Regions from separate parts of the Homo sapiens genome. Here region 1 is linked to region 2. The links are chromatin loops, found by intact Hi-C in ENCODE. Cell type or tissue: heart right ventricle. All regions are shown on one strand. Each heading gives the region's core, and the rest is flanking DNA. Links, peaks and the distances in the headings are about the cores only.

The links. A loop is a pair of places that touch in the nucleus more often than their neighbours do. Peaks named below come from ENCODE experiments on the same cell type or tissue, not always from the same donor. Only the 100,000 strongest peaks of a DNase experiment are listed, where the experiment ranks them.
Region 1: a loop joins it to region 2, with 4 times the contacts of the local background. A loop is called at or near these places in 5 of 110 quality-filtered maps.

What each region holds. Positions count from the first base shown.
Region 1 is chr18:43,768,392-43,779,124 of GRCh38, reverse strand. No RefSeq gene overlaps it. Among named protein-coding and RNA genes, the nearest start is that of SYT4, 500 kb to the right of the region's middle. In heart right ventricle, for the core only: a CTCF peak has its summit at 6,130; a DNase peak (open chromatin) is centred at 6,014; H3K27ac peaks cover 565 bases.
Region 2 is chr18:43,830,607-43,841,339 of GRCh38, reverse strand. The region is part of intron 2 of LOC105372088 (a long non-coding RNA gene); the gene reads left to right. It also overlaps the pseudogene RNU6-443P. Among named protein-coding and RNA genes, the nearest start is that of SYT4, 560 kb to the right of the region's middle. In heart right ventricle, for the core only: no CTCF peak of the experiment used is centred there; no DNase peak of the experiment used is centred there.

The sequences.
Region 1 (10,733 bases), core at 1,833-9,832, 62 kb after region 2:
TTCAGTTTTATGAGAAACTTTTTTCAATAGCTCCTTTTTCTCTTTTCTTGATTCTGTGAACATTCTTAATATGCTCAAAGCCAGAATCTGAGGGGCACCAGTTACTATCCTAACATTTAGAAATATCAGGGTGAGGTTTCCCTGGAAACCACATGCACATAAAAACCATGCAGAGAAGACCTAGTTTCATCTCTGGTTACATTTTCTATTGAAGAGAGAAATCACCCTGGCCTGTGTGTTTTCTCTGGAGGTGAGATTCAGGGCAAAAAGCTATGGTGGTGATTTTATCATGTTTTGACCTCTATCAGACCAATAAAGTAGTTATAGTTATTGGAAAAAAAATAAAACTAAGCCATATATAAGCCTGTAAATGAATTTAAAGCCCAGTCTTGGCTTTTCTCTTTCCTTATGTGGTGGAAATGACAATTGACAGCATGGCAAGATGTCCTGGGTATCCTACCTGTCTCTGGTGAAGGAGGAGAAAATGGTGATTCCTACAGGGGTGAAGAAAAGATCAATTATCTGCAGCACACACCAGGGTGGTCAGATTGGAAGAAGGTGCCCACCAAGTGTCTTTTACTGCTGAGAGAATGAACAAAAGCACACTTTATATTATACTGATTTTCCATGAAGGTACTATAATCAGAAGATAATAATGTGTTTTTATTAACTCATATCATAAATATAAGCGTTTTGCCCTATAACTTCTTAGAATTGCTATGCAGTGATGATAAGTCTTTAGACAGGTTCATATTGTCCTGTCATCTGAATTTCTCATCACAGAGTCTATGATCCTATATAATACATTATGCAGATGTTTCATACACTATATTAGTTAGCATGTGCTTTCATTTAAAAGTGGGGCCAATGTTTCCCTTTCCTGCATAAAACATTTGGGCCTAACTCAAATGGATATTTTCTAAGCCAACCTGGTGACATGGTAATGCATGAAATTGTGAAGAGTAAAGTACATAGTAATTTATGAAAAGCTTAGAATTTATATTCCCTTTCCTGGAGTACAACAATAACCCTAAAAAGAAACAAGAAAACTCATCTTTTCCTCTAGCAAATTGCAAGTTCTTGGCAAGAGGAATATGCACATTAAAGAAACACAGGGATAAAGGTCATCTCCAGTCTGAAATTACTTAATAGTCCTGTTTTCCCAAAACAAACAAGAACTCACCCTGCAGAAGGGCTATGGGAAAGAAGAAAAAACAATTATCCCCATCTTCTATAGACTTATCTACAGAGCAGATGCCAGGTTCCGTCTCAAGCTCTTTCTTCTGCTGGTCCAAACCTAGCCATTTGTTAGCAATTTGAAAAGAAGATTGTAAAGCCAAATGACAGACAGACACTGTTCGTACTCTGTATTTAGAATGGCCCATTGTTAGTACTATCCCATTATAAGAAATAAGTTGTCTTTGTGTCCACTTGAATTAACTAGTTTAACCTCATTACCTACTTACTTGTTTTTAGACCTTTTGTTCAATCACTTCCTAAGCTATTTACTTGTAACACTGAATAAAAATAAGACTACACCAATCGTGCATGCAAACTTTTTAAAATATATGAGGTTAAACATTGGAAGCTAGGAAAACCCTTTTCTATGATTTTAAAAATGGAAAGTGTGGGTACTAGGATGTTAAATAATTTGTCCTGGAGGCCCATAATCACCAAGTGATCTGAGTCAAAATAGATGTCCTAATCTGTTATCTGGTTATCTTGAAAACAATTTGTAAATAATGAGTACATTTAAACTCGAGATCTTAAATGCCTTTATGTAACGTTAAGTTACAATTTGTTAGGCAATACACCTACCTATTAGTCTTTATTGAAAGAGTGGATGTTTAATTCCCATTAATTCATACTTCTATAACAAGTCAGCCAATGTTTAGAGGAATTTCAGTGGAGAAGAAATAGCTTTATGAGGTGGTGGCTGAGAAAGTCAACATTGACTTTTCACTTGTTTCCTTCCTAAGTGACATTTTGGCAGGAGTAATGAATGAGAAAATTCCCTGTTATATTTAAAAGTTGACATTTTTAGGGCAATTTGAGTTTTCTATATATTATGCATGTTTATTTCTTATAATGTCTTACAATTTTAATAGAAGAAGTTAAAAAGTATGATAGGCTACAAGTATATTACTGAATTACCACCACCCGTAGAAGAGACTATATAGACCACTTCAAGATCCTGGTCTAAACCATTGGGCTTAGCCTTTTTTCTCTGTCCTTGCTTCTGTCTTCCCTTCTAGAAGAGTTTCCACTACGATTTGAATATATGGCATATGTTTAGCAATCTCTCTGTCTGTATTGGTCTGGTTTAATCCCTAGATGCTTCCTTTGGAAGCATAACTACATGCAGCACACAGGCCAACACCACATCACCCTTGAACTCACCCCAAAACTCATCCAGAATCTCAGCTTATGTATAGCACCTCAAGCCTATGATGTTACAAAAGGGTCTTTCTGAGATAGATTAGGAAAAGGAATGAAGTGAGACTGGCATGAAAAAATACCTGAAACATGGCATTCATATTAAAAAAAATGACTAACCAAATTGACTTAAAAACTCAGTTTGAGGCCATTGGAAAGACATCAGAAATACCAAGAGGAAAGAATTATTTAATTTTTTAGTTTTAGTACAGTTTTATTATATGTCTACCTATGTGGGAGATAAATATGTATAAAATATGGATATCTAGAAGCTATTGAATGAAAAATAAATTTCTGAAAGAATTGATTCAATTATGTACTTTATTTGAATACTGTTATATAAGAGGTCATAGATTCATAAGAAGGGACTAAAAAGCTAAAGTTATAATTGGAAACCAAAGGAATTTGTAGAGATTTTCTGTAAAATTCCACTTATAACTAAATTCTTTCCAGTTCTCACTATATTGGGAGGTGGAATAATCACTGAAACCTGAGAGCTTAATTCTAGGCTCTGTTCAATTTTAACTTGTGCAGAAAACTTGGAAAAGTTAATTTGCTCTCTGGGCCTCATATCGTCATCATTTGGGTGAGAATACTGGACTAAATGGTGTGAAAGTTTCCTTTTAGATCTAAGTTAGAGAAGTCTTTTCTTCTCAGCATCAAATCTACTTAAATGCGTCAAGGGAGTCAGATCAAAGTAGAATCCTCCTTTAGCTATTTTATTGACATTTTGGGTGTGGCTCCCTGTTTCTCTTGGGTAACAGGTAGCCCCACTCAGAAATGCTACATATTCGTAAAAGACCTTGCATTTTTATTATTATTATAGTTTACAAGAGTGTGGACTATTCTTATTTTGTAAGAATTCCAAGGCCAGCTGCATCTTATTTGGGTCACTACACTGGACTCCACACATAGACATAGATAGCCTTAAAAATGAGTTTTGTAAAAATACTTACTGGTTCATGCCAGAGAAAGAGGCTGATTCCCAAGATATCTTAGTCAGGAGTTACCCTGACTCTAAGAGCAGAACAATCTGATGAGCGTGATCAAGGCATGAGTCTTGTAGCTCTTTACTCCAAGCTCAGGTGGATAAGACATCTTTTGAAAAACCACCTAGGCCAGGTCAGAAGAAACTTTCCCAGGACACACAGGGCCATTAATTTGCTGAGTGAGATGTGTCTCTAACCGTGCCCTCCTAATGTAGGAAATGAAGAGGTTTTATTAGAGCAATGGTTACTGAGGCCCATTGTCTAAGTTAGATTAACCTAGGCTCTCTGTATAGTCCTGTAAGTTTTCAGGCTTCAGAAAAATGTTTCCTCTGACTGCTTTAATTAAGAATAGACAGAAAAGACAAGGATCTAAGCGGAAAAGCAGTTTTGAGGCTCATGTAGGAGACAGGAAAGGACAGTAGTAGTGGAGATATTAAAGTGAGATCAGATCCCAGCAATATTTTAAATGCAGTGACAATGATATTCTTTCATGGTTTGAATGAAGAGAATTAAAGATAGGGCAAAGGAAAGGTGACTTCAAGTGTTGGGCCTAAAAACCTGAAGGACAGAGCTGTAATTAACTTAGGGAGAAGACTGTGGGAAAATAGATTCCATTTTTAGATAATTCATATAACATATTATACCATAAAAGATGGTATTATTTAATAATGATATCATTTATATAATTTGTTGATTTAACTATGCTTATATTTGTGTGTGTATATATATATGAGAAAGGTTTTGAAAACTCAAATTTGAACACTTTAAGTTTCAGATAACTGGCATGTTCATGAATCCGCTAGTGTGTTTTTCTCCGCATATATAATATTATGTATACATCTGTAATCATACTCTACATGTCACTGAAAGGAGGTAGCCAGCTTGCTTTAGGCAGACAGTAAGGGAAGGGTCCCTGTAGAACCTCCGATAAGGGAACCTGCATAGGGGGCTTGCCTAAACATGCCCGCAGGGGACAAAGGGCCTTCAAGAACACTGGGAGAATGGGGTGGAGCCACCAGGAATTTGCGCTCTATACAAACAGGGAACCCAGCCTTAACAGCTTTTATGTAAAAGCCCTTGTATTCAACTGTGAAGGGGGCAACTGACAACCTGCTTTCAAGAAACTTTTTTCTGCTGAGAGCTTTTCCTTTTCACGTAATGAGTTCTACTCCACTGACTCTTCAATGTCTGCATGCCTATTTCTTTGGTGGTGAGAAAAGAACCTGAACCTAACTGAGCTAGGGAACAAAAAATCCTGCATCATTGTTTTATAACATTCTTCTTTCTTTGGACCCAGGTGAGTAAGGAAGATCTTTGAGAAACTCTACATGCTGCTGCTTCTTATAATATGCTTCTTCTCCAGCAGGTCTCAAAGCGATAGGACACTTGGCCTCTGATAAATAATGCGAATTTATATCTTAATGTAATTCACCTGAAGGATGGGTACTTTTTATTTTCTGAAGTTGGCAAGAAAATGTGGTATATTGTGATAAATTAAGCCCCTCAGGCCAAGGTGATGTATGGTAAGCTTTGTTGGAAAGATAGGCAAGTCTCTGAGGGTGTTACAGTGACAGTGTATGGAAAGCACATGGATAGATTTTTGCCCAATGTTGAGATTCTCCAGTACTTCACTAAGCCCAGAATCACAAAAACGATTTGGTCCCATGGCACCTTTCCGTTTAAACACAAAATGTGCCTTATATTAACCCTTGAGCAATTGACCACAGGATTCTGAGGGAGATTGCTCTACACCCATGAATAAATTTGGATATGAATGTTTTCATTCCAGCTCAGATAACTCATTATTGAATTCCTTAGAGAGAACTTTGCTCCCTACATAAAAAACAAACAAACAAAACCCAAAACAAACATGAATTTCCTTTGGAGACAACGTAGGACAATTCTCTATGGAAGAACTAATATCAGTATGGCTTACAAGGTTACTTGCTTATCCTTTAGGAAAAATAGGCCTCTTATTCCTGTACCTCCCTCTACTCTTTTCCACATTATGGTGCTTAAATGCTCTTGGCTTTCTCCTGCCCACTTAAGGCCTGCCTGCAATTACAAGAGAAACCATTCATACTGGAAATGGTTGCTCTTTGCTGCTCAGAATTAATACTGCCAGGTCTCTTTTTTTTTTAATCTCCCTCTGAACAAAGATGACGAAGAGAGGGGTTACTGATTTGTCCCATTCATGCAACATATGGTTTAACAATCATTTATGGGTTATATTTCTACCTTCAGATCCCAAGCACAGTGCTTCTGTTTTAACAGGTGCAAATAATTTTAATAAGTTATGTGGCCTATGGGAAAAAGGAAGAAAATGAAAGGATACCAGGGAAAAAAAGTAGTTGCAAAATGGGGCAAATTAGCAAAAACAAAAAATGAAAAGTAATCAAGGAAAAAATTGCTAATTGTCCAAGTTTGCTGCTGGCTGACTGAATGCAGTATATTCAGGGAGTACACTTCAGACCCAGAAAAGTCCCTGTGATGACAGGAGGAGTGAAGGGTGTTCTAAACATCAGCCTGATACAAACCAGCTTCTTCTTTCTGTTCCAAGTTTCCAGCTCTTGGCCCACAAGCAAAGTGACATTTGGCCCAGAATCCCCACAGCTGTCAGTTCTAACAGGGGCCAGAGTAATTTTGTCCACTGGTGTGGAATGTTCCGTGAAGTGACCAACAGTACACATTCCAGGCTCTAGGTGACAACAAGCCTTACATTAGGTATTCTGGGAAACAGAAAATTTACCTGCAAATTGGGAGCAGCTTTTAGACAATAGTCATTGTTTGGAGGAATTTATATAAGCAGCAGCTATACGTGAACACAGAGACTGGAAGCTTGTCCAGAACAAGTAACAGAATTGTATCAGATTGTCCTGGAGAAAATTACCCACCTTTGCTGATAAACCCATATCAGTGATTTCAACAGTATTTCTTTATACACATAGCATGTTCTAATAAATATTTAATGCATCTATCAATGAAGAGTCCTTAGTTCATTTTATTAAGTCATGCTCCTTGGTGCCTGCAAGTAGGATGGTAAGATTGGTCTTCTATGTGCCTGAAATAAAGTGATTGTTCTTGGTAAATGATTAGTGTGATATGAGCTACTCTTTTATAATCAAATCATCTCATTATATTTTCCTTTTGAAACTTGAGTTCTTATTGAAGTATAATTCACTGACATATGTCAGATTACCTAGAAAATTTAAGACTAAGATTTGTGTGTAGTTGACTGTCTTCATTTGTTTCTGCTTCCATAATGAAATACCTGAGACTGGGTAATTTACAAAGAACAGAAATTTGTTTCTCACAGTTCTGGAGAATGAGCAGTTCAATATCACGGCATTGGTAAGGTCACTCTCTGGTGAGGGCTTGGTCTCTGCTTCCAAGATGGCATCGTGTTGCTGCATCCATCCTCCAGAAAAAAAAGAATGCTGTGCCGTCACATGGGACCTAGCTAGTTCCCTCCAGCCCTTCTATAAGGTTGTTAAAGCCATTCATGAAGGTGGAAACCTCTCTTAATCACCACCCAAAGGCTTCATCTCTTAATACTATCACATTTGGGATTATGTGTCAAAATCTGAATTTGGGAGGAACACATACAATCAAACGATAGCAGTGACTTTTGGGATTGTGTTAGAGAAAAAGGGCTGCTCATCAGAAGAAGGTGAATTGTGATGAAGTCACATCAGCAGCATTAGTCAATCCCATAAGAATAGCACTGCAGAGACAGCCTGAACTGAGATGAGAGTCTAGGCCTACGTACCAAGTATTAACCAATGGTAGGGTAAAGCCTGTCTTAAAGGAGAATATGCAATCTTAGGAGAAGCAATTCCATTTGGATGAGGGCAATTTCCAGAAAGGGATGCTCCATGTGCCTTTAGAAGCCACCTCTCTCAGTAGCTAAGAAATGAGCATGTCAGTCCTGAGAGCATATCTGGTCAGCCCAGGGAGGCTTACCACAGTCATTGACTACAGTCTACTCCTTACACTCTAATTCCTTACTTGATCATTTAAATTTATTTCTTTTGGAAACAGCTGCTCTAGGATTCCTGTTGATTTTGTTTCTGGGAGGGCTAGTAGGGAACCATATAGTCCCTGTCACTACAAATGGTCATGAGCTTCTAATAAATACTCTTGATCTCCCACCCTACTACCCATTCTAGATTCCCCTAATCTTGTCTAACATCTCTTCTAGTCTAGATAGCTTAGCTTGGTAGGGTGCTCCGAACCCTCATTACAGGCAAACCTCAGAGATATTATGTGTTTGATTCTAGACTAATGCAATAAAGTAAACATCACAATGAAGTGAGTCTCACAAAGTTTTTGATTTCCAAGTGCATATAAAAGTTGTTTACATTATACTATAGTCCATTAAGTGTGCAATAGCACTATGTCTTAAAAAAATCTACCTACTTTAATGAAAAAATACTTTATTGCTAAAAAATGCTACAGAACATCTGGTGGCAGAGTTTTGCCTCCATTTTGAGGGATGCTGATTGATTAGGGTGGTGTTTGCTGGAGGTGACTGGCAATTTCTTAACATAAGACAATGAAGTTTGTCACATTTATTAACTCTTCCTTTCACAAAAAATTTCTCTGTAGCATGCAATGCTCTTTGATAGCATTTGACCCACAAAAAAACTTCTTTCAAAATTGGAGTCAATTTTCTCAAGCTCTGCTACTGCTTTATTGACTAAGTTTACGTAATATTCTAAACCCTTTGTTTGTCATTTCAACAATGTCCATAGCATCTTCACCAGGTAGATTTCATTTCAAGAAACCACTTTCTTTGCTCATTCTTAAGAAGCAACTCTTCATCTATTCAAGTTAAATCATGAGGTTGCAGCAATTTAATAACATCTTCAGGCTTCCCTCCTAATTCTCTTCCTATTTTTCCACATCTGCAGCTACTTCTTCCACTAACATGTTTCTTGTTTTTTCTAACATTGGAAGTTTTGAGTTTTGACTAAGTTTCTTTTAGCACGCCTCTATATTAAAAATTTTCTAATGCTTTTTATCATTATTAAACTGGGGTTATAGTTGGGAAACGAAGATCACAGAGTAAAGTGCCATTTTTATCACATATCAAGGGTACAAACAATATCACTTATGACTATTGATATTGACCATGGTCCTGACTGAAGTAATTTTTGTCAGATGTCTCCACTGTAAAATTATGCTGCCCCCCACACACTTTTCATACTGCAGTCATTGGCAGGAAGTCACTATGTTAGCTCACACTTAAGGAGTGGGATGTTATGCTCCCCCTTTCTTAGGGTGAAACATCTACATAATTTATTTGGAATTCAACATGAGAGATTTATCTCTTCTCCCCCATTTATTAATTTGTTAATTCATTTGTTAATATGAAATCATAAAGATTTATTTTATACTTTAGGTTAAAATCCAACACTACTTTATTTTGATACTCAAACTGTTCCGTCTTTGGACATCAAAAGCTTTTAGTTGACTCCTGTGTCACTTTGATGTACCCTTATTATTGTGGATTATTGTTACTATTGTATTGCTTCCTTATTTTATGGTACTACAAGATTCCCTAGGTTCATCTTAAGTATTTCCTCTTCCAGTCCCCAAATCAGATGTTTCTTTAGGAAACTCTATTTTCTTTAACTGGAGATGAGATAGAAACCAAGATCTAGGTATTAGGTGTGCTCATTGCTATTGGGGTGACATTTTTTAGTTGCTGCCATCTAATAGTAAAAAGCAATACTAACCCACATATATATTAGGGACGCATATTAAGTTAAACATGGTTTCTTACTGATGTCTCCCATTCTAATCTGATACCACATAGATCATGTTAGTCATTTTCTTTGTTGTTTATTTACAAATTTCTACTCAAACATTAAGAATATAGTTCCCATCATATGCCATCCATTTACTTAATTGTTCAGTTATAGTATACATGTATTGTAGCACATTTTTTGACCTTTATCCTCATGAGAAACAATTTTGCCAACTATTGCTTATTGTGGCATTCATTTTGCCTTTAATGTTGCAGATTCCATTTATCTCCAAAATCACTTAGACTGGTACCTCTTCTCATATCCCTTTCAGTGAGATTGTTTTATACGTTGGTGTACATTGGTCAGCTTATCTTGTCACAAACGGCATTCTTTCCCAGGGTCCTTGACCTTCTAAGTTTTTTCTTTTTAATTTGTAAATATTAAGATTAACTATTTTCCTAGGGATGAAGCCAACTTGATCATAGTGGATAAGCTTTTTCACGTGCTTCTGGATTCAGTTTGCCAGTATTTTATTGAGGATTTTTACATCAATGTTCATCAAGGATGTTGGCCTGAAGTTTTCTTTCTTTGTAATATCTCTGCCAGGTTTTGCTATCAGGATGATGCTGGCTTAATAGAATGAGTTAGAGAGGAGTCCTTCTTTTTCAATTTTTTGGAATAGTTTCAGTAGAAATGGTACCAGCTCTTCTTTCTACCTCTGGTAGAATTCAGCTGTTAATTGTCTGATCCTGGGCTTTTTTTGGTTGTTAGGCTATTTATTACTACCTTAATATCAGAACTCATTATTGGTCTATGCAAGAATTCAATTTCTCACTGGTTCAGTCTTGGGAGGGTGTATATGTTCAGGAATTTATCCATTTTTTCTACATTTTCTAGTTTATGTGCATAGAGGTGTTTATACTATTCTCTCATGGTTGTTTGTATTTCTGTGGGATCAGTGGTGATATCCCCCTTATCATTTCTGATTGTGTTTATTTGATTCTCTCTTTTCTCTGTTAGTCTAACTAGCATTCTATCTATTTTACTAATTTTTTCAAAAAAAAAAAATCCAGCTCCTGGATTTGTTGATATTTTGAAGGGTTTTGTGTGTCTCTATCTCTGTCAGTTCATCTCTGATTTTGGTTATTTCTTCTCTTCTGCTAGGTTTGGGCTTTGTTTTCTCTTGTTTCTCTAGTTCTTTTAGATCATGTTAGATTGTTAGGTTGTTAACTTGAGATATTTCTAGTTTTTTGATGTAAACATTTAGTGCAATAAATTTCCCTCTTACACAGCTTTAGTTGCATCTCAGAGATTCTGGTACATTATCTCCTTGTTCTCATTAGTTTCAAATAATTTATTGATTTCTGCCTTAATTTCATTATTTACCCAAGAGTCATTCAGGAGGAGGTTGTTTAATTTCCACATAGTCATGTGGTTTTGAGTGAATTTCTTAATCTTTAGTTCTAATTTGATTATGCTGTGGTCTGAGATACTGTTTGTCATGATTTCACTTCTTTTGGATTCACTGAGGGGTATTTTATTTCCAATTATCTGA
Region 2 (10,733 bases), core at 1,759-9,758:
TCACAGCTTCATCCATGTCCCTGCAAAGGACACGAACTCATCCTTTCTTATGGCTGCATAGTATTCCATGGTGTATATGTGCCACATTTTCTTAATCCAGCCTATCATTGGTGGACATTTGGGTTGGTTCCAAGTCTTTGCTATTGTGAATAGTGCTGCAATAAACATATGTGTGCATGTGTCTTTACAGTAGCATGATTTATAATCCTTTGGGTATACACCCAGTAATGGGATTGCTGGTTCAAATGGTAATTCTAGTTCTAGATCCTTGAGGAATCATCACACTGTCTTCCACAATGGTTGAACCAACTTGCACTTCCACCAACAGTGTAAAAGCATTCCTATTTCTGCACATCCTCTCCAGCATCTGTTGTTTCCTGACTTTTTAATGATTGCCATTCTAACTGGTGTGAGATGGTATCTCATTGTGGTTTTGATTTGCCTTTCTCTGATGAGCAGTGATGATGAGCATTTTTTCATGTGTCTGTTGGCTGCATAGATGCCTTCTTTTGAGAAGTGTCTGTTCATATCTTTTGCTTACTTTTTGATGGGGTTGTTTTTTTCTTGTAAATTTGTTTGAGTTCTTTGTAGATTCCAGATATGAGCCCTTTTGTCAGATGGGTAGGTTGATAAAATTTTCTCCCATTCTGTAGGTTGCCTGTTCACTCTGATGGTAGTTTCTTTTGCCGTGCAGAAGCTCTTTAGTTTAATTAGAACCCATTTGTCTATTTTGGCTTTTGTTGCCATTGTTTTAGGTGTTTAGTCATGAAGTCCTTGCCCATGCCTATGTCCTGAATGGTATTGCCCAGGTTTTCTTCCAGGGTTTTTATGGTTTTAGGTCTAATATATAAGTCTTTAATCCATCTTGAATTAATTTTTGTATAAGGTGTAAGGAAGGGATCCAGGTTGAGCTTTCTACATATGGCTAGCCAGTTTTCCCAACACCATTTATCAAATAGGGAATCCTTTCCCCATTTCTTGTTTTTGTCAGATTTGTCAAAGATCAGATGGTTCTAGATGTGTGGAGTTATTTGTGAGGCCTCTGTTCTGTTCCATTGGTCTATATATCTGTTTTGGTAACAGTACCATGCTGTGTTGGTTGCTGTAGCCTTGTAGTATAGTTTGAAGTCAGGTAGTGTGATGCCACCAGCTTTGTTCTTTTTGCTTAGAATTATCTTGGCAATGCGGTCTCTTTTTTGGGTTCCATATGAACTTTAATGTAGTTCTTTTCCAATTCTGTGAAGAAAGTCATTGGTAGCTTGATGGGGATGGCATTGAATCTATAAGTTACTTTGGGCAGTATGGCCATTTTCATGATATTGATTCTTCCTATCCATGAGCATGGAATAGTCTTACATTTGTTTGTGTCCTCTTTTATTTCGTTGACCAGTGGTTTGTAGTTCTCCTTGGAGAGGTTCTTCACATCCCTTGTAAGTTGGATTCCTAGGTATTTTATTCTCTTTGAAGCAATTGTGAATGGAAGTTCACTCATGATTTAGCTCTGTTTGTCTGTTAATGGTGTATAGGAATGCTTGTGATTTTTCACATTGATTTTGTATCCTGAGATTTTGCTGTAGTTTCTTATCAGCTTAAGCAGATTTTGGGCTGAGACGATGAGGCTTTCTAAATATACAATCATGTCATCTGCAAACAGGGACAATTTGACTTCCTCATTTCCTAATTGAATACCCTTTATTTCTTCTCTTGCCTGATTGCCCTGGCCAGAACTTCCAACACTATGTTGAATAGGAGCAGTGAGAGAGGGCATCCTTGTCTTGTGCTGGTTTTCAAAGGGAATGCTTCCAGTTTTTGCTCATTTAGTATGATATTGGCTGTGGGTTTGTCATAAATAGCTCTTATTATTTTGAGATATGTTCCATCAATACCTAGTTTATTGAGAGTTTTTAGCATGAAGGCTGTTGAATTTTGTCAAAGGCCTTTTCTGCATCTATTGAGATAATCATGTGGTTTTTGTTGTTGGTTCTGTTTATGAAATGGATTACGTTTATTGATTTGCATATGTTGAACCAACCTTGCATCCCAGGGATGAAGCCGATGTGATTATGGTGCATAAGCTTTTTGATGTGCTGCTGGATTCAGTTTGCCAGTATTTTATTGAGATTTTTGCATCAATGTTCATCAGGGATATTGGTCTAAAATTCTTTTTTTGGTTGTGTATCTGCCAGGCTTTGGTATCAGGATGATGTTGGCCTCATAAAATGAGTTAGGGAGGATTCCCTCTTTTTCTATTGATTGGAATAGGTTCAAAAGGAATGGTACCAGCTCCTCTTTGTACCTCTGGTAGAATTAGGCTGTGAATCCTTCTGGTCTTGCATTTTTTTTTTGGTTGGTAGGCTATTAATTATTGCCTCAATTTCAGAGCCTGTTATTAGTCTATTCAGAAATTCAATTTCTTCCTGGTTTAGTCTTGGGAGAGTGTATGTGTCCAGGAATTTATCCATTTCTTCTAGATTTTCTAGTTTATTTGAGTAGAGGTGTTTATAGTATTCTCTGATGGTAGTTTGTATTTCTGTGGGATCAGTGGTGATATCCCCTTTTTTGTTTTTTATTGCATCTATTTGATTCTTCTCTCTTCTCTTCTTTATTGGTCTTGCTAGCGGTCTATCAATCTTGTTGATCTTTTCAAAAACCAGATCCTGGATTCATTGATTTTTTGAAGGGTTTTTTGTGTCTCTATCTCCTTTAGTTCTGCTCTGATCTTAGTTATTTCTTGCCTTCTGCTAGCTTTTGAAATTGTTTGCTCTTGCTTCTCTAGTTCTTTTAATAGTGATGTTAGCCTGTCGATTTTAGATCTTTCCTTCTTTCTCTAGTGGGCATTTAGTGCTATAAATTTCCCTCTACACACTGCTTTAAATGTGTCCCAGAGATTCTGGTACATTGTGTCTTTGCTCTCATTGGTTTCAAAGAACATCTTTCTTTCTGCCTTCATTTCATTATTTACCCAGTAGTCATTCAGGAACAGTTGTTGAGTTTCCACGTAGTTGTGCAGTTTTGAGTGAGTTTCTTAATCCTGAATTCTAATTTGATTGCACTGTGGTCTGAGAGACAGTTTGTTGTGATTTCTATTCTTCTACATTTGCTGAGGAGTGCTTTACTTCCAACTATGTGGTCAATTTTGGAATAAGTGTGACGTGGTGCTGAGAAGAATGTATATTCTGTTGATTTGGGATGAAGAGTTCTGTAGATGTCTATTAGATCTGCTTGTTGCAGAGCTGAGTTCAGGTCCTGGCTATCCTTGTTAACCTTCTGTCTCATTGATCTGTCTAATATTGACAGTGGGGTGTTGAAGTCTCCCATTATTATTGTGTGGGAGTCTAAGTCTCTTTGTAGGACCTAAGAACTTGCTTTATAAATCTGGGTGCTGCTTTATTTGGTGCATATATATTTAGGATAGTTAGTTCTTCTTGTTGAATTGATCCCTTTACCATTATGCAATCGCCTTTTTTGTCTCTTTTGATCTTTGTTTGTTTAAAGTCTGTTTTATCAGAGACTAGGATTGCAACCCCTGCTTTTTTTTTTTTTTGATTTCCATTTGCTTTGCAGATCTTCCTCCATCCCTTTATTTTGAACCTATGTGCGTCTTTGCACGTGAGATGGGTGTCCTGAATACAGCACACTGATGGGTCCTGACTCTTTATCCAATTTGCCACTCTGTGTCCTTTAATTGGGGCACTTAGCCCATTTACATTTTAGGTTAATATTGTTATGTCTGAATTTGATCCTACCATTATTATTTTTTCTATTTTGCCCGTTAATTGATGCAGTTTCTTCATAGCATCGATGGTCTTTACAATTTGGCATGTTTTTGCAGTGACTGGTACTGGTTGTTTCTTTCCATGTTTAGTGCTTCCTTGAGGAGCTCTTGTAAGGCAGGTCTGGTGGTGACAAAATCTCTCATCAATTGCTTGTCTGTAAAGGATTTTATTTCTCCTTCACTTATGAAGCTTAGTTTCTTCATAAATTCAGGTTTGAAAATTCTTTTATTTAAGAATGTTGAATATTGGCCCCCACCCTCTTCTGGCTTGTAGAGTTTCTGCTGAGAGATCTGCTGTTAGTCTAATGGGAATCCCTTTGTGGGTAACTCGATCTTTCTCTCTGGCTGCCGTTAACACTTTTTCCTTCATTTCAACCTTGGTGAATCTGATAATTATGTGTCTTGGGGTTGCTCTTCTCGAGGGGTATCTTTGTGGTGTTCTCTGTATTTCCTGAATTTGAATGTTTGCCTGCCTTGCTAGGTTGGGGAAGTTCTCCTGGATAATATCCTGAAGAGTGTTTTCTAACTTGGTTCCATTCTCCCCATCACTTTCAGGTACACCAATCAAACATAGATTTGGTCTTTTCATGTATTCCCATATTTCTTGGAGGCTTTGTTCATTTCTTTTTACTCTTTTTTTCTCTAAACTTCTCATGTCGCTGTATTTCATTAATTTGATCTCCAATCACGGATATCCTTTCTTCCACTTGATTGAATCGGCTACTGAAACTTGTGTATGCATCACGAAGTTCTCGTGCCATGGTTTTCAGCTCCATCAGGTCATTTAAGGTCTTCTCTACACTGTTTATTCTAGTTAGCCATTCGTCTAATCTTTTTTCAAGGTTTTTAGCTTCCTTGCCATGGGTTCAAACATCCTCCTTTAGCTCGCAGAAGTTTGTTATTACTGACTTTCTGAAGCCTACTTCTGTCAACTTGTCAAATTCATTCTCCATCCAGCTTTGTTCCGTTGCTGGCGAGGAGCTGTGATCCTTTGGAGGAGAAGAAGCACTCTGATTTTTAGAATTTTCAGCTTTTCTGCTCTTGTTTCTCCCATCTTTGTGGTTTTATCTACCTTTGGTCTTTGATATTGGTGACCTACAGATGGGGTTTTGGTGTAGATGACCTTTTTGTTGATGTGGATGCCATCCCTTTCTGTTAGTTTTCCTTCTAACAGTCAAGTACCTCAGCTGCAGGTCTGTTGGAGTTTGCTGAAGTTCCACTCCAGACCCTGTTTGCCTGGGTATCACCAGCAGAGGCTGCATAACAGCAAATATTGCTGCCTAATCCTTCCTCTGGAAGTTCATTCCAGTGGGGCAGCCACCTATATGAAGTGTCTGTCAGCCCCTACTGGGAGGTGTCTCCCAGTTAGGCTACAAGGGTGTCAGGGACCCACTTAAGGAGGCAGTCTGTCCGTTCTCAGCACTCAAACGCCATGCTGGGAGAATGACTGCTCTCTTCAGAGCTGTCAGACAGGGATGTTTAAGTCTGCAGAAGTTGTTTGCTGCCTTTTGTTCAGCTATGTCCTGCCCACAGAGGTGGAGTCTAGAGGGAGTAGGCCTTGTTGAGTTGTGGTGGGCTCTGCCCAGTTCAGTTCCTGACTGCTTTGTTTACCTACTCAAGCCTCAGCAATGGTGGACACCCCTCCCCAAGCCAGGATGCCACCCTGTAGCCTTGCAGATCAATCTCAGTCTGCTGTGCTAGCAGTGAGCAAGGCTCCATGGGCGTGGGACCTGCTGAACCAGGTACAAGAGAGAATCACCTTGCCTGCCAGTTGCTAAGACCTTGGGAAAAGCACAGTATTTTGGCAGGATTGTCCCATTTTTCCAAGTACTCTGTCACAACTTCTCTTGGCTAGGAAAGGGAATCCCCTGACCCCTTGTGCTTCCTGGGTGAGGCGACGCCCCACCCCGCTTCAGCTCACCCTCTGTGGGCTGCACCCACTGTCCAATCAGTCCCAGTGAGATGAACAAAGTACCTCAGTTGGAAAGTCAGAAATCACCCATCTCCTGCATCAATCACACTGAGAGCTGCAGACTGGAGCTATTCCTATTCAGCCATCTTGGAACACCCCTAAAGTATTTTTTAAATAATTTCATCTCACAGTAATGATTAAAAAAATGCGCTAGCATCCTAAATTCAGAAGAACACTACATTAATCTGATAAAATATAAGTAGAAAAATCATTTACAACAACCATCATGTGTAATAATAAAATGTTGAATGACAAGAATTCCCAGTACAAATGCTTTCACTCACTATTGTTCTGGAAATCTTAGTTAAAAAAAAAAAAACAAAACAAAACAATAAATAACTTTTTCAGGATGAAAAAACCTAAATAAAAGCCAAAGAGTTTGAGACATGCCTGGGCAACATAGGGATACCTCATTTCAACAAAAAGAAAAAAAAAGTAAGTCAGGCGTAGCAATGCACACCAAAGTCCTAGCTACTTGAGGTGCTAAGCTGGGAGGATTGCTTGAGTCCAAAAGATCGAGGCTGCAGTGAGCCAAGATCATGCCACAGCACTCCAGCCTGGACGACATGGTGAGACTTTTTCTCAAAAAAAAAGTCATTATTTGTAGAAGATATAATCCACAAGAAAATTCACCAGAATCTACAGATAAGTTATCAGAACTGACACATTAGTATAGCAAGATTTGTAGTTACAAAGTCAATATTTTTTTAAAAAAATTGTATTTTTATATTCAAGCAATGAAAAATAAGAAAGCATGATCTTCAAAATGCCATTTATAATCAGAAAAAAATCAAATGCTTAGAAATAAATTTAACAGAATATATACAAGACTTCTAAACAGAAAACTATAAAAATATTATTGCCACAAACAAAAACTTTAATAAATAGGAGACAATCATAGTAAAAGGATGAAAAATGTGAATTATCTCTGAACCAATCTATGAATTTGATTCAATATCAATCAATATTGTGAAAGTTTGCTTTTTCTTCTGGGGGTTGTGTGTGTGTGTGTGTGTGTGTATCTTATAACTTAATGAACTGATTCTAAAATGTATGTGATAATGGAAAGAGCCAAGAAGAGTTGAAAAAGCCTTTAAAAAGGAAAAACTGAGTGAATGCATTTTATATTAGATATCAATACTTTTAAATCTACAGAAATTAGATCATCATACAGTTAAGCTAAGAATAACAAAAGGCCAAATAAATGGAGTCTAGAAACAGGACAATGATAATATGGACCTATGATGACAGTCGTGACACTGCAGCGAAGTATAAAATGAACAGTCTTTTAATGAATATGATTGGACAGTCAACTATTCCTATGAAAAAATAATAAAATTGACCCCTACTCATACATTCACAAATATCAAATACCGATTTATTGTCAATCTAAAGTGAAAAAGAAAAATAATGAAATTTCTTGAAGATAATATGGGAGAATACAGGGCACTAAAATAATCACAGAGGAAAAACTCATAAAATTAACTTTATCAGAATAAAGAATATTTATACATATATTCATCAGAGAAGATTTAATGACGGACAAGAGAAGCCACAAAAAGGGAAAAATATTAATAATGCTTTTAACCTACAATTCTGAAGGAATTTTCCAAGGGCAGCAGCTACTCCTAGCTGAAAAGTAACCTTAGTATATTTTAAGAATGTTAGTGACCTGAGCCATATGAAAGGGAACATGATATATAACAGGACTCTAGCTTAGATAAATGAATGGTAAAGGCCTACATTAGTATTTCTAAGGGCACGAACTAGAGATTTCCAGATAAAAGTAATATACAATGATGTCAGTGGGTGCAGACCTGAAACTGGAAGTGGTGGGAGATGTTGAGACAGTTAAAGTATTTCTGCCCCCAGAGGCTGATAATTAGAGAAGCCCCTAAATGCCCATTGCAGCAAGAACTTATGTAACAGGTGGTCAATCCCCAGAGCTTGTTTAGGGCAAGGAGTAAAGAAATAGAGTCTCACATACCAAAAAATATTTCTACAGGACGATTTTTCTAGATAGACTGTACCAGGACTCAACTCATCAGGAGTCGAATATGAACCAGGAGTCTGAATACCTCACTATTTAGGTCACTTGTCATCACAGAATCAGAAAACTGCAATTTGCTTTGATGTTTTCCTTTTATTATTTATTTTTCCATAGCATCTTAGCAAGTTTTATTTTAAATGCTTTTGCTTAAAAACAAAAAGAAAAAGAAAAATAATTTTTTATCAAATTTGGCTGATGATTAATGCGGGAATTTTGGGGAGAAGAAGAAAACAAATCCGCCTACATTTTTTCAGAAAAGCTACAGTAGGTACAGCACCCCGGAGACACAGTGAAGTCACGCCAGCTGGAGAAATGGGAAAGTAACAGAACCAAGGCTGTAAGTGGGATGAGTTCCCCACATCAAAGGAAGTCCTGGGAATAACTAAGATGGCTGTCTCTCTCTCTCTCTCTCTCTCTCTCTCTATATATATATATATGATTAGGAATCAGAATGTTAAAATTTTCCCAAGTGCTCCTTATGTCAGACCCAGAATTACTTTCAATCTCTTTCATGACTGTCATGTTTACCTGTTCATGGCATGTTCTACGCCTTGTCTGGAGAAGTGTTCTGGGAAGCTGGGAAGTATGGCTATTGTGTATCTAAAAGGCATATTCAAGGCTTAATCTTTGGTAAACAAGAGTGTTCAGATAAGACTGCAGCTGGGAAGAGGCACCACTGGAAGATAGGTGAGGTAAGAGGTTCTCAAGGCAACTCTAAAAACCATCTTTTGTCCAGTTAGGTCCCTGGCCTTTATGTTTTATATAGGTTATTGGCCTATGTATTTTTACAATATGATCATTAGGGTTGGGGAATAAGGTTGACCAAGATTTCCCAGACATTTGAGTATAGATGAGTCATAGCAGCTTGCAGAGGGTCTCTGAAGATACCCTAGATATTTTGGAGTATAAACAATTACTTTGTTAGCAACAGTGGATTATATTAAGCTGAAAGGATGATTTAGCCACAAAATTGAACTATGTGAAAAAAATTAAGGGATCTATTCAATTTACAATTGCATCAAACATAAATAAACCAATAAGCTACTGGGAGTAAACGTGACCAAGGAAGTGAAAGAGCCTTATACCAGAAACAATAAACACTGAGGAAATAAATTAAAGATTACACAAATATTAATAAATGGAAAGACATCTTGTTTTCATGGATTGAATTAATATTTAAATGTCCATACTACCCAAAGGGATCCAGAGATTCAGTGCAATCCTTATTAAAATTCTAATGTCATTTTTCATAGATATAGGGAAAAAATTCTAAAATTTTGCTTGCTTGGGCACCACATCTACTGAAATTGGAACAACATAGAAAAGATTAGCATGGCTCCTGTGCAAGGATGATATGCAAATTCATAAAGCATTGCACACTTTTTTTATAGTAATACTATTCACAATAGCAAAGACATAAAATCTACCCAGGTTTCCATCAACAGTGGATTGGATTTTTAAAAATGTGGTAAATATACACCATGGAATTCTATGCAGCTATAAAAAAGAACACAATCATATCCTTTGCAGGAACATGAATACAGCTGCAGGCCATTATCTTAAGTGAATTAACACAGAAACAGCAAACCAAAAACTGCATGTTTTTACTATAAATGGGAGCTAGACATTGGGTACACACAGACACAAAGATGGGAGCAATAAACACTAAGGATTCTAACAGTGGAGAGGGAGAGAAGGGGGAAAGATAGGAAAACCACCTATCAGATACTATGTTCACTGCTTGGATGTTAGGATCATTAGAAGCCCAAACCTCAGCATCAGGCAATATATCCATGGAAGAATCCTGCACATGTACCCTTTGAATGTAGAGTAAAATAAAAATTTTAATCCTAAAATTTGCACGGAACCACAAAAGACCCCAAATAGCCAATGAAATCTTGCCCAAAATGTGCATAGGTGGAGGCCTGTTCACCTAAACCTACTCATCTCAATGAAGAGCACAGGAAATTATGTCCATTTAATTTCACTTTCCTCTGTAAGCCCATTCTTGATCTCTGGGTTTTTGTTTTAATATTTGTATTTTAAATCAGAAATTGATTTTTCCACAGACATTTCTGATTTCTTTTTCTTAATCATTAATGAGGCAGTTTTACCCTACTGAGGTAAGTAAACCTACTAATAGAGTTATGCCATGGAGCTAAGATCTGTGAAGAAGTTCCAGCTGTTTATTTTTTCATCTCCCAGACAACTCCAGGAATGGGCATCCAATGCCTTTTGAGTTATACTTTCCATGTCTACATTGAAAATGGAACTAGAATTTGGGGGAAAAAAAAAGGCCTCCGTGTTTGAGCTGGCGGCCGGCGGCTGTGTAATTATCATTGCTCTTCTTTATTAACTGCTCGCCTTCGCCTTATGTGGTGCTTTGTTGATAGATGTAACCTCAATCTTGTTGCTATGGTGACAGTAACAGTCACTGAGAAGACTTTGTTTATGGTAAACAAATCCAGGCATATGCTTGAAGCCTGGTGGAACAGTTTTCCAGCTTCCCTTACACTGCTGTCCCTGAATGAAATCAAATAGCTCCAACTGAAAAACCCACAGCCTGGATTTGAAATATAAAAAATAGGAAACAGTCCTGAGATTACTGTTTCTTATGTGCGTGGGAATGGCCCCGTATATAGGTCTATGTTCACGAGTCAAGGCTCCCTGTTGAAGGGGACTCTCTGTGCAACACACGCAGAGGAATTGACCTGGGAGTGAGAGAAAACCTCCCATCCTGAGGGCTGTTGGCATCAATAGTGAAGCTGGGATGGTACATTAACATAATGACAAAAAATGCTTCTCTCTGCCCCTTACCAAATCCTCTCTGCTAGGCATGCTGAATTCTTATATATTGGAGAAAAAATTCCTTCCAGAACACTCTCATAAACATTGAAGTAAGACACATTCAGCCCCATTTCTTAGATGTTTTTATT